Regions from separate parts of the Mus musculus genome. Here region 1 is linked to region 2. Evidence: chromatin loops called from intact Hi-C (ENCODE). Cell type or tissue: heart. All regions are shown on one strand. Links, peaks and the distances in the headings refer to the core of each region. The heading gives the core; the rest is flanking DNA. Region 1 holds the start of Cenpe (centromere protein E). Region 2 holds the start of Tet2 (tet methylcytosine dioxygenase 2).

Region 1 (8,880 bases), core at 484-8,483, 1.7 Mb before region 2:
AAACGGGAAAACCAAGCGCCACGTAGAGGCTGTGCAGTTAGGATTTCAGATTAAGCAGAGTTGGTAGATGTCTGTACTGTAATACCATCAACCTCAAGCAATTGATGAGTTCAAATCTTCTATATACATATAGGGCCACCAAAACCTATATAGTACAGAGTCCAAATGCTTGGGAAACTTTTAATCTTGCTTTTATAATCTCTTAAACATACTGTTTTACCTTTAAAAAATATATTAGTATATTAAACAGTTGTTTACTAGGAAGCATTTTATTTTCTATACTTCTGTGCTCAAAATGTTGTCTTCCTAGTTTTAATAAGATGACCACCTAGGGTCTGGGAAAATAGCTCAATTTAGAACACCTTTGCAGTTCAGGTTGGCCTTGAACTCCTGACCCCTTATCTTCAGATTATAGAGTGCAGGGATTGGAGGTCACCACCACCAGGCTAGGAAGCAACGGATGCCATCATAAACTTACCAAATTGGAAAGATTTACCCCCATCGCTCTGATAAATAGCGTTTTTATCTGTTTTCCAGTAAATGTGGGTGGCTTCTCCAAGTTCTTCTTCTCTGGAAGAACGGAATGCTACATTTTAGTACGTGATTCTGGTGGTCACATAACAGGAGGGGTAATTTACAACATTTCATGTCCTAAGGAATAGCAGTAACATACAGCGTCTACTCTGGAAAGGTTGGGACTCAACTCTCCTAAATGGGGCTCAAGGTCTGCTTCTCGCCAGTCCCTACTGAAGCCCTCCACTCGAAGTACCCAGCAATGGAAGAACAGTTCAGGGTGTGACTCTCATTATGTATTAGGACCCTTTTCTAGGGGTGTCTGACTTTTCACATAAGACATAATTTTGTCATCTACAAAGGAAGGAAATGGAAAACACCTCAAGTCAGTTTGAAAAGAAAACAAAAATCTTCCTTTCCTGGCAGGAAAGTTCCCACTGGAGGCTTTAAAACAAAACAAAAGCTTTTTTTTTTTTTTTTTTTTTTGGGTTTGGTTTGGTCTGGTTTGATTTATTTCTTAAAGATTATAATTCTTTTTTTCTGCAAACTGCCAGCTCTGAGAGAGTAGGGTGCAGTTTAGTGGCCACCACCTCCTCTGACATCTCACCTGCCCAGAAAAATGCAGAAGACCTAGGGTGCCTACCAAGCCCAGTGCCTTCCCCCTTTTTTTGAAATGTCAACTTCACAGCTGACTGAGCCTTGCAGAGGTGCAGAGTCATGACATCACCAGACAGTCCACATGCAGAGAGGGCTGGCAGTGTTCTGAGTGTGGCACAAAGACTGGAAAACTGAGAGCTACTGAGCTGGGGAAAGATCTTGTATTACCGGAGAACCTTGCAATACAAAGTTTCAAAAATCTGGGTAGTGGTGGCACACACTTTTAATTCCAGCACTAGGGAGGCAGAGGCAGGTGGATCTCTATGAATTGGAGGCTAGCCTGGTCTATGGAACTGAGTTCCTGGATAGCCAGGGCTACACAGTGAAACCCCATCTCAAAACACCTCCACCACCCAACCAAAACCGACCAACCGCCCCCCCCCCCAACCAAATAAACAAACAAAAATTAAAAAAAAAAACCCAAACCTCTTGCAAAATGAAGATTTAAGTAATATAATTTTATGTTTAACTATATTCATAACTATCTTTGTCTGCATAGGCTCTACTTCCTCTCTGAAATCTTTAAAAAAAACAAAAAAACTTCTGGAATCTTCCGGAATACTTGACATGCCCTAAATCCCCTGAACTATGTCACTAATCTCTTTCTGTTCTTTACTTTGAGACATTGTCTCACCTTGTTGGCCTGGAACTCACTAGGTAGCCCAGGCTGGTCTACAACTAAGATACACCTCCCTCTGTCTTCTGAGTGCTGGGGTTAAAGGCCTGTGCCACCATGACAGACACCACTAATCTCTTCAGTGCCACCTTCCTCTAAATTCCTATTCGTACCAAACACCACATCAGTCAAGCAATCTGGAAGTTGAATCTCTGTGATCTATCCATCAATGAACCACCTATTCTGTAGTGTTAGCGTTTTCCTGACACCAGGTACCCCATGTCTCTGAAGGCCCAGTGGCTCTTTCAACATTCTGCACAGTTTTGTTTTGTTTTTCTTTTTTTTTTCTGTGTATCGTTAACGGCTTATGTCTATAGATATACTGTTTTAGTTTGCTTTGTGCTGCTGTGATAAAATATCATGACCAAAAGCAACTTGGAGTGGAAAAGGTTTATATCAAAAGCAACTTGGAACGGAGAAGGTTTATATCAGCCTACACTTCCAGCCCCAGGGAAAGTCAGGGCAGGGTCGCAAGCAGGAGTGGAGGCAGAATTCATGAAGCACATTGTTTATTGTCTTGCTCTCTCTGGGTTTTGCCTACGTAGCTGTCTTACACAGCCTTGAGTTCCATGAGTAAGAATGGAACCACCCAGACTGGCCTAAGCACTGCCCATATCAACCAGGAACTAAGATTCCACCACAAGGACATGCCCACTGGCCAACTTCATCCAGGTAGTCCTCCAATGGAGACTCCCTTAGATATAGCTGGCTGTCAAGTCAACAGCTAATGCTAACTAGGAGCCAGCTTTTTCCCAAATTAGGGAAGGAACTTAAATGCAAGAAATAATCAATTTTGAGAATCTCGCCTATCGACCACCCGTTTAATACCAATTTCTCAAGCTTTAGCATCTCTAGCTGAAGGCCAGAAGCCAGCAAACCCAGTAGACTTCATCAACCCCCTCTTGTCTTTTCTTTCTGGCATTCCCGACCTTTTCCCACTACTGAACATTCACTGTCTCCGTCCATCAGGCGAGGACGGCAGTGTCCCCTGAGCAGAACTACGCGCAGTCGGACCGTGTTTTCGGGGAAACGGAGTCCTGCACCCGGGTGTCGGTGTGACTCGGGGCAGCGCGGGCTGGGACGCAGGTCCCCACGCCGCCCCAGGCCGCCTACCTGCTGTTGAGGGGTCGCACACGAACACAGACAGCCACTGAAGCCTCCTCGGCCATCCTGTCCGCTGCAGACTAAGGGAAACGAAGGAGAGCAACGGCGCCGACCGAGCTCCCGGGCCGCCCCGCCTTTAAGTTTAAAATGTCCTCAAGGTTGCAGCGGATTGGGTGGCGCAGCGTCATGACGTCACGGGACAGTCCAAGTGCTGCGGCGAGTGGGGGTTGCGGGGGGAAAGGCGGGGCGAGTCCATGGATGGGGAAGGCGGGGGAGACTCAGAGATCCCGGAACTGAGAGCCTCAGAACTCAGCTGGAGAGAAGTTTTGTGTTAGAGTCACGCCTGCAGAACAAAAGAATTATAATCTTAAAAAACAAACAAACAAGAACTCCAGACTAGACCAAACCAAAAAAAGCTTTCGTTTTGTTTTAAAGCCTCCAATGGGAACTCACTGCCCAGCCAGGAAAGGAAGATTTTCTTTTCTTTTGGAACTGCTTTGAGGCGTTGTTGTTTCTTTTCTTTAACTTTCATTTCTCTGGACGGTGAGTGTAAGAGCCTCATGTAAGGGAGAGAATCATTGACACCTGGGAAAATGTTGTGGGGACATGACAGTGCTGCACACTAGAGCATGGATTACCCGAGAAATCCCCAGTACTAGGCATGGAACACTTCTTTTCATGTTGGTTAGAGTAATCCAAGAGGCTCCCAAAATAATAAAGCTACGCCTTAGGGACGAGGCTTCTAGCTCAGAAACAGCTGGAATTTTCTAATTCCCGACAAGTCTGAAGTATGTGGTGTCTCCAGGCAACAATGACTTAACCTTCAGCCTCAGGGAGGCAACCAAGGACAATTTGGGGATGTCAGTTCTCTCCTACCACTAGGTTCTAGGGATTCAACTTTAGCTTGGCAGCCAGTGACTTTACTCACTGAGCTATCTTCCCTGCCCTGTTTTAACTTTTTTTTTTTTTTTTAAAGTGGGCAAATATATATTTAGCTGTAGGGAACAAACTTATGAAGGGGAAGAAATGTTATGTCATTAAAGGCTCAGAGGCAAGGAAGGGATTTTTTAGAGCAAGAGTATTATTTTCACAGCTGTGATTTTGTCACACTGTCTTTGCTAACATTATATAGCAGGCAGTATTTATTAAAGATTGACTGTATTCCACTATATGATCTATGCTGTTCATCAAGAGATAATTATTAGAAGGAAAAAGAGAGGGACTGAGAGGGTAGCAGAAGAGGTGAATTTGACAAAAGGACGTAATATTCAGGTATGAAAATGTCATAACAAAATGAAACGTCTTGTACAATTAATATACACTAATGAGAAAGAGATGGTGCTTGATGGTTCAAGGCCAATGGGGGCAGTTTAATCAGTCTCACAATAACTGAAAAGGGGGCCGGAGCTGGGGAATCCTGCATCATTCTGTTCAATTCCTAACAGTACAGAAAAAGAGATATTCATTGTGAAACTGTTTTATGTTGTGCTTTTTTTTTTCAAACCCAGATACCAATTGTTTGATTTTACCAAAGAAGCCTAGGGAGCCAGATGCTGGGTATAAAAGCCTGCTAGCTCAGAGAGTCAGAGGAAGCACCCCGCTGACCCTCCTCCTCAGCTGATGTTCCAAAAGGAAGCTCTCCTTCTCAAAAACCCCTCAATTTCCCTTCTATTTCCTGTGCGTCTCTCTATCCGTCCTCCTGACTTCCTCTTATTTTCCATTAATAGTCCTGTTCTAAGTAAATCCAAATGGCTGTGATCAAAGGTGTGTGCTAGGGCTGACCCACACCACAACTACAAACAGATGTTTTCCAGTAAATAACCCAATCTTGGGGTTCTCAGTGTGATCAAATGTCCTGCAACAATGTTGAATATTTTTCCAGGCTTAGAAAACAACAAGCATGACTACAGCAGAGTATATGTGGCTTCTTATTCTTTTAGAAGCGGTAGTAATACGCACAAGTATCTCTGTCTCTCCCAGGGTAGAGAGAACAAAAGACATTAGTGAGCATGAGAGCTTCTCATGAAAGGCACTCTTGTGGAAGAAGCAGGCAGTGCATAATAAATAGCAACATAACGATTGCATTCTTTAGAAATCATCTTTATTGATACGAAAGCGGAGGGAAAGTTCTCTGTTATAACTAAGGAACTGAAAGCTTGATACATTGGGATAGCTGCTAGTCAGAGCCATAGGGGTTTACTTAGAAGTTCACAAGAACAGAGGGGCTGCACTCAAACAAGTGGATATTCATTAGGTATCATAGTTTAAACTAGACTTTTTACTCCAAAGACACGATCTTAGCTAATGTTGTCATTGTATCATGTGTAGGTCTGTACTGGCTGGTTTTGTGTCAACTTGACACAACTGGAGTTATCACAGAGAAAGGAGCTTCAGTTGAGGAAATGCCTCCATGAGATACAACTGTAAGGCATTTTCTCAATTAGTGATCAAAGGGGGAAAGGCCCCTTGTGGGTGGGACCATCTCTGGGCTGGTAGTCTTCCTCTGGCAGGCCGAGCAAGCCAGAGGAAGCAAGCCAGTAAAGAACATCCCTCCATGGCCTCTGCATCAGCTCCTGCTTCCTGACCTGTTTGAGTTCCTGACCCTGACTTCCTTGATGATAAACAGCAATATGGAATTGTAAGCTGAATAAACCCTTTCCTCCCCAACTTGCTTCTTGTATCATTCTTGTTTGTGTAGGAATAGAAACTCTGACTAAGACAAGGTCCAAGTTATTTTTTTTTTCAGAGTCATCTGGATAACAAGGACAGAAGACACATTTGAGCATTCGTTCGCTCTTGCTGCTGTTGCTTTATGAAAGGAGCTTAATTTTGCTTCAGTGTTAGAATTTCTTTTTTTCGAGACAGGGTTTCTCTGTATAGCCCTGGCTGTCCTGGAACTCACTTTGTAGACCAGGCTGGCCTTGAACTCAGAAATCCGCCTGCCTCTGCCTCCGGAGTGCCGGTATTAAAGGCGTGCGCCACCACGCCCGGCTCAGTGTTAGAAAAAAATTAGCAAAGTGCCTGATGTTGACGCGGCACACCTACCTCCTTCCCAGTACCTCAGAGAAAGAGGCAGGTGGATCTTTGTGCATTTCAGGATAGCCTGGTCTATAGAGCTAGTTCCAGAACAGGACAGCCAAAGATAGACAGACAAAACCTGTCTGAATGTGGTGGCTCATACCTTTAATCCCACCCCTTGGGAGACAGAGGCAGGTGGGTCTCTGTGAGTTCAAGGACAGCCTGGTCTCCTGAGCTAGTTCCAGGACAGCCTGGGTTACACAGAAGAACCCCATCCATGACCACTTTGACTGCTGAACTGGAATCAGTTGCTAACCCAGCCCCAGACTCAGCTTCCTTGAGTACCTGGGACACATAGGTGTCTCTGTAAGGCTTCCTTCTTGTGAGTCTAGCAGGTTTCTCAACCTCTGGACCTCTCAAAGGCAGAGCCTGAAGGAGGGTTAAAGCATAGCATGACCCTCCCCACCCCCAAGGCACGTGGAGATAAATCTCAGAGACCTTGGTTGGAAGGTGCACTAGAAATGTTCCTAGGCAAACTCTTCTTTCACCGAGCCTTGAGGCTGAAGGACTTGCATGGCCTTCATGACAAGAAGGCTTGACCTATCCTTGTCTGCTAGCTTCTGATGTTTGGACACTTGGACACCCTTCTTGGCTCCCATCGTTTCCTGCTGAAATAGGAGTCTGTAGATCATAACCTGGTTCTTCTTGGGCAACAACACCATAGTGGCTGTGGAGTTGAAGGCTGAGGTAGAAAAGCTCAGTTTATGTTGCTGTAACTAAACTAGCTGCCAGCGGCAGCTTATGGGAAAGAAGATTTGTGTTGGCTCATACTTTCAGAGTCTCAGTTCATCGGGTGGGAAGAGCAAAGCAACGTTGATGCAGAAGAAGAATGTAGCAAGGGCTACTCACATCATGGCCGATCACCTGGCAGGGAGGGAGGTTAGACACAGGAACGGTACAACCGTCAGGGGCCTCACTCACAAGACTTACATTTAACATTTAAGACTCCGCTCCTACAGGCTCCGAAACTTCCCAAAACTGTGCCTCCAGCCAGATACCAAGTAGTCAAATTGTGATCTTGTGAGGAAACTTTTGATTCAAAGCTTAAAAACAATTTTCTCTTAAAATGTGCTTGTTAAGTGATTGTCAGCCTCCCAGTTGATGGCAAGCCCATCCTTCCTGTTATCTAGGACAACTATGGCGTAGTGGTGTGCAGCTCACACTCTTTGCTATTAACGTCTATGATCAGCATACGTGGACATTCTTTAAGGGTTGCCACAGATACTCCAGAGCATAACCATCTCTGACTGCTTCTACTGATGACTGGTCCATGGATGTCTCTATGTGTCGACTCCTACCCATTTCCACTGTTGGTCTACTCTCAGTGAAACAACTTCAGTGACTTTAAAAACATGTCAGTCATGTCACTGTCTCCAGACACCCAGTGTTCCCTCTTTACTCTCATTCCCTTGAGGATGAAACTCAGACTCTTCTAGTGGTGCCCAGATCCTGATCGGTTTCCTTCTCTCTCTCCGTCTTTCTTTTTTGGGGTGTTTGTGTGGGACATTGGACCTAGGGCCTCACACTATGATAGACACATGCCACATGGCCTAAGCTACATTTGCAGTCCTCACGTTGGCTCCTGGCTATGCCCTGGCCTCACTTCCTATTACTCTCTTGTATCTCTCCTTTTGGTACACACTGGAGAACAGACCCCTATCCTCTTCACTGGCTGTTCTATGTGGCAGACAGGCTGCTGCCCAGATAGGCTGCTTCCATGTGAGTCTAGGCTCTCCACAAACATACCTTCTTGGAGCTTATTCTCTGTACAAAATAACAGCTCCCATGTCTCCTGCTTCTGTTTTGTTCTTCTTTATACACTTTATTTATAACCTTCAGAAATAACATTCAAAAAATTTATGTCTATAAAATTGGTGTCCTCATTCTAGAATATCAGTTCAATGAATTCCTCAAGTAGCTTTTTTCCCCTTGTTCTCTGTACCAGGAGTTTTACAACGTTGCTCATTCATATAATTAAAAATACATGAATCTTAGTTTCCCACAGGCTGAAGATACTAGTTAGTGGATAAAAATAGTATATGAAGTGGAATCTATTAATTGTAGATTTATTTTGGTTGTCATATTGTGAGCTTGTCTGTACTCTTCCACTTTCTTTGCTAAACTGTAAAACAGAAGGCAGTGGTCAGGAGAGGCAAAGGGGTTAACTAATAATGCACGTGATGTTATGATACATCTAGAAAGAGACCCTTTTTCCTTTGTATAGATTTATATTATTATATTTGAAAATAATGACCGGGTTTTATTTTTCTCTTTTATTTAAAATATATATACTTTTTTCTCATACCATATATCCTAATTACAGTTTCCCTCCCTCTCCTTCTCCCAGTTCCTCCATACCTTCTCTCCTCTCCAGATCCACTCTTTCTGGAGAGAGATCCATAAAATGTGCATACATGCTATTTTCTTAAAGGTAATTGTTATTAACCTTTGTCATAAGATTAATGCTTGTATATAAATACCATTCAAATACCAAAAGAGTCAAAGTGAGAAATATTCCTAAATCTGATGCTTAAAGGTATTATTAGTTTGCCCACCATAGGCAACTGTGCAGTTTTCAAAACAATCTGGAGTAATTTACATGCATGTATGTAATGTTTCACTTATTTCCATATAAATAGATTCTTCTATGGTGTTCTGTGCTGAAAATGTGTGGTGCTATGTGGGTACTTTCATCCCCTCTAAGAAGGGAAAGTGAATTTCCGAGACAAGTTGATTTATTTCCCCAAGTTCATTTCTTTCCCCAACCAAGTTGTTTTCTTTTGCTGAAACTGCAGAGGGCACTGCAGCCCTTCCAGAACCACCATGACACATGTGGGCAGCGCCCTGAAGTC
Region 2 (8,880 bases), core at 447-8,446:
GTTTTAAAATTCAGCAGTAAATTTAACTCCACAGGAAATGCTTATGGGAAGACAATTTTGCTCAGTTAATACAAAATCAGAAATCTGATTTATTTCTTTTCTCCTTCTGCTCTTCTGTTTACAAATAAGTAATTACCATGGGCACAGTTCAGACATAACTCCTTGCCCTTTAAGACATAAGTCCAGTGTGCAACTAGTGCTGTTAGGAGCCAGGTTCTCACTGGGAAATGGAATTGGTGGCAGTCTGTGAAAGGGTGCAGGCAGGGATACTGGGTCCTTTAAGACTAACTGCATGCCATCCCCAGCAGTCAGGCCTAATGACTAAACTAAGGTGAGGTACAGGAACCTGAATAGGAAGGGAGAGTATGGAAGTCCTGTGTTCTCCTCCTGCATTCTGATACATGGGTGTGTGCACTCAACAATCATGCCCCCACACACCTTATTTATTATTTAAGATTTATTTATTTATTTTACCTATAGGAATACACTGTAGCTGTACAGGTAGTTGTGAGCCTTCATGTGGTTGTTGGGAATTGAATTTAGGACCTCTGCTCACTCCGGTTAACCTCGCTCCGGTCGGTGCCCCACTCACTCCAGCCAAATGATTTATTTAGTATTATAAGTACACTGTTGCTGTCTTCAAACACACCAGAAGAGGGCGTCAGATCTCATTATGGGTAGTTGTGAGCCACCATGTGGTTGCTGGGATTTGAACTCAGGACCTTCGGAAGAGCAGTCAGTGCTCTTCTTACCCGATGTGCCATCTCCCCATCCCTACACACCTTATTTATAAAATAATATTTCTTATTTGTGTATGTGTGTGCATGTGTGTATCACAGCAAAATTGTAGTGGCCATATGACAACTTAGTAAATCAGTTCTCTCATTCCATCTCCACGAGGGCTCTGGAAATCAAAGCCCGGTTGCTCTACTCAGTGGCAAGCACCTTTTACATGCCTTCTAACACCTGCTGGCCAGCTTTCCAAAAGCTTCCAGAGTTTAGCCTTGAAGAGAAGTCAAGATGAAGGTCAGCACATGTGGGTCATAGTATCTGCTGCCCTTCGTTCTGGGCCAGGCTGTGGTAGGATGGGAATCCTATTACTTCCTACCCCTGGGTTAGTCCTGAGTGTGCTCTGACTCTCAATGCATCAGACATTAAATGCCGAATAGCCAGGGCAAGACTCCTGAACTATGATGAGAATTTCAGTTTCTAAATGGGGATTTTGTTTAAGACAGGGTCTCGTGTATCCCAGACTGGCCTAGAATCCAGTGTAGCCACGTGAGTATGACCATGGGCAGGTCATCCTTCCGTCCCAAGCTCCTGGATCACAGGCCTGTCACCATGGCTTGAGCTTCTCTGAGCAGAAAAGGCAGACAGAACACAGGACCAAACAACAGGCTTGCCTAGATAATCCTCGGAGGATTCCAAAGCTGGCTTCTAGGGGCACTGTAGACACTGGTGAGGCTTCAGAGGCTGCCCCTGCTAAACTTTAACTCTGACAATGACTCTGGTTTTGAGGAAGTCCTCAACAGGAATAGTATGGCTATTTTAGCTCTGGTCACTAGCTGGCAGTTTTGGATTTCCACAGGAACTCAACAGACTCTTGGCAGTGCTTGGTAAACAAATAGAAACGAGCCTGGAGAGATGGCTCCGAGGTTAAGAAAGAGCACTTGTTCTTGCAGAGGACCTAGTCTTAGTTCCCAGCACCCACACAGCAGCTCAAAATCATCTGTAACTGACTCCCACTCCTTGACCTCCTGGGCACCAGGCCAACACACAGTACACAGATATACACACCAGCAAAACACTCATACAAATAAACTAATTAATTAATAATCATAATTTTTTTAAAAGGCCAGACAAAGCAGGTGAACAAGGCAAGCTGATTTCTATTGAGTCTGTATTGGCTAGTTTTGTGTCAACTTAACACAGGCTGGAGTTATCACAGAGAAAGGAGTTTCAGTTGAGGAAATGCCTCCATGAGATCCAGCTGTAAGGCATTTTCTCAATTAGTGATCAAACAGGGAGGTCCCCTTGTGGGTGGTGCCATCTCTGGGCTGGTAGTCTTGGTTCTATAAGAGAGCAGGTTGAGCAAGCCAGGGGAAGCAAGCCAGTAAAGAACATCCCTCCATGGCCTCTGCATCAGCTCCTGCTTCCTGGCCTGCTTGAGTTTCAGTCCTGACTTCCTTTAGTGATGAACAGCAATGTGGAAGTGTGAGTTGAATAAACCCTTTCCTCCCCAACTTGCTTCTTGGTCATGATGTTTGTGCAGGAATAGAAACCCTGACTAAGACAGAGTCTAAGCCAACTGGTCTACATAGTTTCAGATGAACCAGTGCCACACAGTGAGACCCAGCCTCAAAAAGAAAAAAAAAATAATTTAAAAATAAGGTGCTGTAGAGCCCAGGTAAATATTTTGATTACTGATTTGTGAGATCACACCTTGGTAACTGTTTCTAAATGGAAGAAACATTGTTTCCTTAGAACTTACTTTAGGCAATCTTCTCTGCAACAATGTAACACAGAGTAACAATGTGCCACATAGAGGTCCTGGCCTTTCCTGTGTGAGTACATACATCTATGAGATTTTACAAAGAGGAAGTGTTTACATTTCATGAAATTAAGGGAAAATGTTATGGCTATTTGCTTCTTCTTCTTCCTTCCTTCCTTCCTTCCTTCCTTCCTTCCTTCCTTCCTTCTTCTTCCTCCTCCTCCTCCTTCTTTTCTCTCTCTCTCCTTTCTTTTCCTTCCTTTCTTCTTGAAACAATCTAACTACAATACCCAGCTAAATTCAAACTGTCAGACATCCTACTGCCTCAGACTTCTAAATGCTGTGATTGCAGGTCTGCTCTTTCTTTTCAAAATTTATGTGGTGTGTGTGTGTGTGTGTGTGTGTGTGTGTGTGAGAGAGAGAGAGAGAGAGAGAGAGAGAGAGAGAGAGTTAGAGAGAGAGTTAGTTGGTTCCAGGCCTCATTTCTAAAGAACACCCACCCACACACACACACAAAGAAAGGGTGCATTACAGACAATATAATAGTGTTAAAGTAGACTTAAGGTTGCTGTGAACGCAACCGATCCCACAGAAGAGGTTCCCAGATTACCTATTAAAACGTAACATTCAGTGACTGAAAACTTGAAGACAGGAGGAGGGTGGGTGGATGTGTGAGCACAAATTTCCTAAACTACTGTCTCATGATTCCTATGAATTTGCCTCGATCTCATCTTCAAAAGTTAATAATTACCAAAAGGAACATTTAAAATGTAAGTTTAAAAAACGGAAGTGCCAGCAGAAGAGCTGGTGCGCACAAGCCTTGAACTTCAGGGAAAACTGAGCGCTCTCTGCTTGTTCGGAATTCAGCTTCCCACAAGGCGGTTTCTTCATTACTTTACCGTACGGAGTGGAAATTTGTGCAAAATAGAGGAACTTACGGGGGCGCCTTGAACATTAGAAACTGCTGGCTTAATTCTTTCGAGTGACAAGCAGGGGCTCGGTGACACCGCTCCTCTGGGCTCTGCGAGACAGCACCCCCTGCGCGGCCCACGTGGCCAAAGTAAACAGAAGGTGGGCCTGGGCGGGGAGAGCCCCGGCGCCGCCGGATTGCTGCAGAGTGGAGACTTTAGCGCCCAGGCCCCTCTAGCTCTCCCGGCACGGCCTTTGGGGAAATGGGGAGCGGCTTGGCTGGGCGACAGGGAAGGGGGTGGCAGGGTGTGGGGGCGAGTGGGGAGACGACTGGTGAGGTGCTGGCAGCGGGAGCGCGGGGAGCCAGGGGCCCCTGGAGCGCGCAGGAGGGCGCAGAGTTTCCAAGTGCCTACGCGGCCCCCGCGGGAGACAGAGGCGCGGAGGCCGCCCACGCGTGGGTGTGCGGCCGGCGGCACCCGGGGCTCAGGAAAGGCCGGGGAGGAGCCGAGCAGAGGAGGTCCCCTAGCCCCCCGCGAGGGAGTGAGCGCGCAGCCGGGACTCGCCGCGCCCCCGCGAGGGAGCGAGCGCACGGCCCCGGGTCCCGCCGCGTCCCCGCGAGGGAGCGAACGCACGGCCCCGGGTCCCGCCGCGCCTCCGCGAGGGAGCGAGCACACGGCCCCGGGTCCCGCCGCGTCCCCGCGAGGGAGCGAGCGCACGGCCCCGGGTCCCGCCGCGCCTCCGCGAGGGAGCGAGCGCACGGCCCGCTCCCGCGCTCGCGCCCGCTCCGCTCGCATGCCAGTCACGTCCGCCCCCTCGGCGGCCGCCTGAGAGCCGGCCCCGCCGAGCCTAGAGAACAGACGTCAAACTGCCTTATGAATATTGATGCGGAGGCGAGGCTGCTTTCGTAGAGGAGCAGAAGGAAGCAAGATGGCTGCCCTGTAGGATTTGTTAGAAAGGAGACCCGGCTGCGACGGCGGTGGACTGCGAGGCTGAGGGACCAGAACCAGGTCAGAGCGCTGAGGTCCGCGCCTGTCTCTCTCTCTCTCTCTTTCTTTCCTCGCTCTTGACGGCTGCGGAATGGTCCCTTTCCAATCTCCCTCTCTTTCTCTCGGCCTTGCGGGGACTGTCATGTCACCCACAAATACTAAGAGGGAAGAGGGAAGCCTCACAAATTACAGGAGCTTCTTCAACATGGCTGACAAATATAGTTTTAATTCAGCACCCCCTTCTCCTGCGACCTGCACTTCTGTGGTCCCTTCTTCCTGCTAATGCGTGTCTCCCCTCTGTACCCAGAAAACTTACCTTTGTACCTCCCACCAGCCGCTCTTCTGGCCTTTTAGTCTCAGGAAAGTGAGTGTTTTCTTGGGGCTGCCTTCCTGAAAGAGTTCATCTTTGGGGACCACCACTTTCTCTTTTGATCCTCCTCTCCCCTGTTCTTAGTATAAGTCCAGGGAGCCCCTAGTTCATCCTCAGACACCCCGGAAAGAACACTGACCCGGTGTGTTTGACTCTTTTATCTCCAGTAGTGCTTGTTTGGGTCCTGTTCTGGGTTTGTGTCTCTGGCTTCCAACACGTTTGTCCCCTCGTGGACTACACTAGACAGATGTCACAGTGTGTAGATTCAGGATCCACTACGTGGAGGGCTTTTTTTTTTTTTTCCATTCTTTCTTTTTTTCTCTTGAGTCCTCGCGTTTTGTTATTGGCGCTAAGTGAGAGGGGAAAGAATAGTTTCTCTGCTCCCTGAAACAAGACCAGAACCCACTTTTCTCAAGGTTCACAAGCTCAGAGTGGGCTGTGCCTTCCAGTTTGGGAAATGTGTGTAAGAGAATCTGTGCAAATCTGTGTGTTGGCTTTGTGCTGCCCCCGAATCAGCTCGTTCTGTTCCCCTTAAGTGACAGGCACACACAAAGGCAGGCGCAGGCCGGGGGAGGGGGCGGGCGAAGCGTTTGGAGTTGGAGAAGGCAAGGTCAGGGGCGCCCGAAGAAATGAAACCCAATCCCAGAGAAGATCTCTAACAAGTCCCATCCCAAATTTCCTTCACTCTGGCACTCACTCTTTTATTTGGTCGTTCACAAACACCCCTCCTCACTCTTCACTCAGAGCTTGACTCTCTTCCCTAGACCTGCTTGCTAACTGTTAGAAAGCTTATAGGGTTTCTTCTATGGAGAGTTTTCTACGTTTGGCGAAACCAAGTGAGGCCTGGCCAGACTCTTGAGAAGGTCCTGTTAAAAGACATGATACTTGCTTGTTAATGGCTTAATTGATAGATTTTGTTTGCTTTGAGCAATTTTTGGAATAGAATTAGGTTTGTTTGTTTGTTTGTTTTGTTGTTTTTCCCAAGTTGTTTGCTTAAAATTTAGCAAAATGTTGTGGTGTTTGTCTATCTGGGGAGCAGAATAAATCTGTAGATTTAAAAATCACAAGTCACATACTGTACTTTGCTCTAATTAGGATTATAATGCTAAAATTCATACTCAGAATTCATCAGCAAAGAACCATCATAAGGATAAGATTACATGTACGGGAAGTTGGGATTCACAGAGAAAATATATTGGTTTGGTTTAAGACTGTGGGTATTGTAGCCTAGCTAATGAAATCATTACATTTGCATTTTAATGGAAAGTTGAAATACTGAAGAGGAGTTGCATTCTTCTCCATGTCTGTATGTGTGTTTTATAATGTGTTTTGAGTACAATATAAATTACAACATAATAAATATTATTTTTAAAAATTTTATTAAGCAGAACAGTGTTTGTGAAAGATTGGGGCTTAAACTTAAGATCAGTATGGGTTGATCTGATTACAGGGTAGAGGGAAAGGCATGTCACTGCATAAATCAAGTTTCCAAACCCTTAGGAGTTCACTTTACAAGTCTTTCTGATTTGGTTCTCAGAAATGAGAACTGTGGCTAAGTTTGCTTAAGGCTGGGTACTAGGGACTCATTCACATGACCAGAGGGTAAAACATTACTCATCCCTGAACAGAGCAGTTCATTGGCTCTGACTTGCCCTGAAGTGGTAGAGGAAACAGAGCTTTTTTTCCCCCCTCCCATAAATGTCTATTGTTGGTTGAGAAAACTGTGGTCAACTATTCCAGCAATCTAGAATTAAAAATAAGTAATTTGTTTCACTAGTAGACCAGTGTGTCATGACTTCTTTGTGGGGAACTTTTCAGATTCATGATATGCCCTCAAACTACACAAAAGTGTTTTCCATTCCAATCAATAAGAATGCTTAAGTTGGCTTATTTTTTATGTTATCATAGAGGCCTACTCTTTCTTGCAGTGAAGTTTGATTCTTATTGCTTGGTGCATTTTAGTTTTGTGCTGAAAACAGCTGTAATATTACTTTAAGGGTCTCAGGGAAATTTTGTACATCATTGAACACTCTGAATAAAAAGAAACACTTTCTCATTTCTTAGAGAAATTATTTAAACAAACATGGGATGGGGAGTCTACAGTAGCCTTTCATTTACTATGTGTGTTAAAGTTCCACCTAAGTATTCCAAAAGTTCTTAAGAGTTGTTTTAGTTGATTTTACTTCAGAAAAAAACTATTAAAACAGTAACAAGATTGGTACCTTTAAAAGATACATTGTTTCCTCAGCACTTGGGGAAACAGAGTCAGGCGAATTTCTGAGTCCCAGGCCAGCCTGGTTTAAAAAGTGAGTTCCAGGACAGCCAGGGCTATACAGAGAAACCCTGTCTCGAAAAACCAAAAAAAAAAAAAAAAAAAAAGATACATTGTTTCATCTCATCACATCTTGAACAAATGCAGAAATAAGTTGGACCCAGGCTTTGATTTATTTACACTCTCTTACTTGTCAAGTATTCTTTAAGGCTTTCACTAGATTTACTGTTTAAGTCTGTTCTGGGAACCAGGGTGATGGTGTAGTTTTCATGTGGTGACATATGCCCTGCATACTGGCATCACCAACACTTCTCCTGCAATGTGCACACCTGCTTTGGACTCTTTAGGGTGACTTCCACAGTCCTCATTGGCTGCTGGGTTTGTGTTTCTTTTTGGTTTCATTTGTTGAAGCTAGAAATTCCATATCAATTTCTCTAGCTCCACCCAGACCCTGTTGCAAACCAAGTGCCAATATTTCCTTGTTTGCTGGCCTCATTTGGAAACCTTTCTTAAGAATCACTGATATATCTGAAAGAAACTCTATTTTCCATCATTACCCAAGCAAATTAGTCAATTTAGAAATAAAATTGTCATCACATAAAATGTTCTAGAAATGTCTGAGCTCAAGTCTGTCATCTTAGAACTTGGCAAGCTGAGACAGGAAGATTGCTTTAAAAAAATTAGAGCTAACTTGGGCAATGAGACACCTCAAACAAACAAACAAACAAACAAACAAACAAGGAGATGATGTGAAATGCCAGTATTTTAGGCTACCTGGTATTTTATACTAGATCTGATTTTATGCTGCCATCACTCCTAATTTTTCAATTATTTTAAAAAAGATTTGTTTTCTGCGTATGAGTGTTTGCTTGCATACGTATGTGTACTGCACACACACCTGGTACCTCTGGAATCCAGAAGAGGATGTTGATTCCCCTGGATCTGGGGTCAGGTAGTTGTTAGTGGCACATGGGTACTGCTTGAAGCCCAGATCCTCTGCCAAGAGCAGTGAGAGTGCCTAACTGCTGAGCCATCTCTCCATCCTCAAACTTCATAATCTTACATGGCTTAGTACTTGAAGACTTAATATAATTGTTTCTTGAATGGGATACTATTGATTCATTAAAATTATGCTTTCTCAAAGAAGACGCTGCCATTGAATAGCAATTCCTAGGAGCAGCAACAGACCAAAGCCAGCAGCAGGAAAATGTCTTGTAAGCCAGCTTTACAGTTGGAGCCTTAACTGTGGGAGAGTCCAGTTGCCAAGCAGAGCTGGTGGTTATCTTGGAAACTGTGCTGGAGAACACAGCCACAGTGATTTTTGCCAAACACGCAGTATTTACTTGGGTCTAGTGCTCTGGTTTTTATTACAGTTTACTGCCAAAACTAAGTGACTACTGTGACATTATTGAATGAGGTTGTACAGTGCATCTGTTGGTGTGTGTAGGGTCTGGCAGGGGAGGAGGCGCAGCCAGAGCACGTGTATCACTGTGACCATCAGCAGAGCACGTGTATCACTGTGACCATCAGCAGGAAGACTTGTGTGCACTTGGTTCTTGCTTGTTTCCAAGTGTATTCTGACTATAATAGGGACATTGCAGAAAATTCCGGGCTTAAGATAGATGTATCATCCTTCTCAACAGAATTCATCTTGAGTTGCCATTTCCGATGTAGCAAATTCTCAGTTTTGACTTTCTCCACTTGTTATAAAGAGTATTTAAGGGGTTGGAAAGAAGGCTCAGCAGTTAAGAATACTTTGCTCAATCATAAGGATGGGAGTTTGAATCCTACTACCTATACCGAGTGGCTTACAAACACTTATTAACTACAAGTCCAAGGATTCCAACACCCT

The links. Peaks named below come from ENCODE experiments on the same cell type or tissue, not always from the same donor. Only the 100,000 strongest peaks of a DNase experiment are listed, where the experiment ranks them.
Region 1: a loop joins it to region 2, with 3.0 times the contacts of the local background. A loop is called at or near these places in 3 of 42 quality-filtered maps.

What each region holds. Positions count from the first base shown.
Region 1 is chr3:135,206,794-135,215,673 of GRCm38, reverse strand. It overlaps Cenpe (centromere protein E), which reads right to left and starts at 3,111. Exons shown (of 46, transcript NM_173762.4): 1 at 2,960-3,111; 2 at 479-570. The coding sequence starts at 3,015. In heart, for the core only: a CTCF peak has its summit at 3,824; a DNase peak (open chromatin) is centred at 3,143; H3K4me3 peaks cover 2,378 bases; H3K27ac peaks cover 1,740 bases.
Region 2 is chr3:133,539,727-133,548,606 of GRCm38, reverse strand. Tet2 (tet methylcytosine dioxygenase 2) reads left to right here and starts at 4,217. Exons shown (of 11, transcript NM_001040400.2): 1 at 4,217-4,407. In heart, for the core only: no CTCF peak of the experiment used is centred there; DNase peaks (open chromatin) are centred at 3,766, 4,236, 5,286 and 8,326; H3K4me3 peaks cover 3,289 bases; H3K27ac peaks cover 2,442 bases.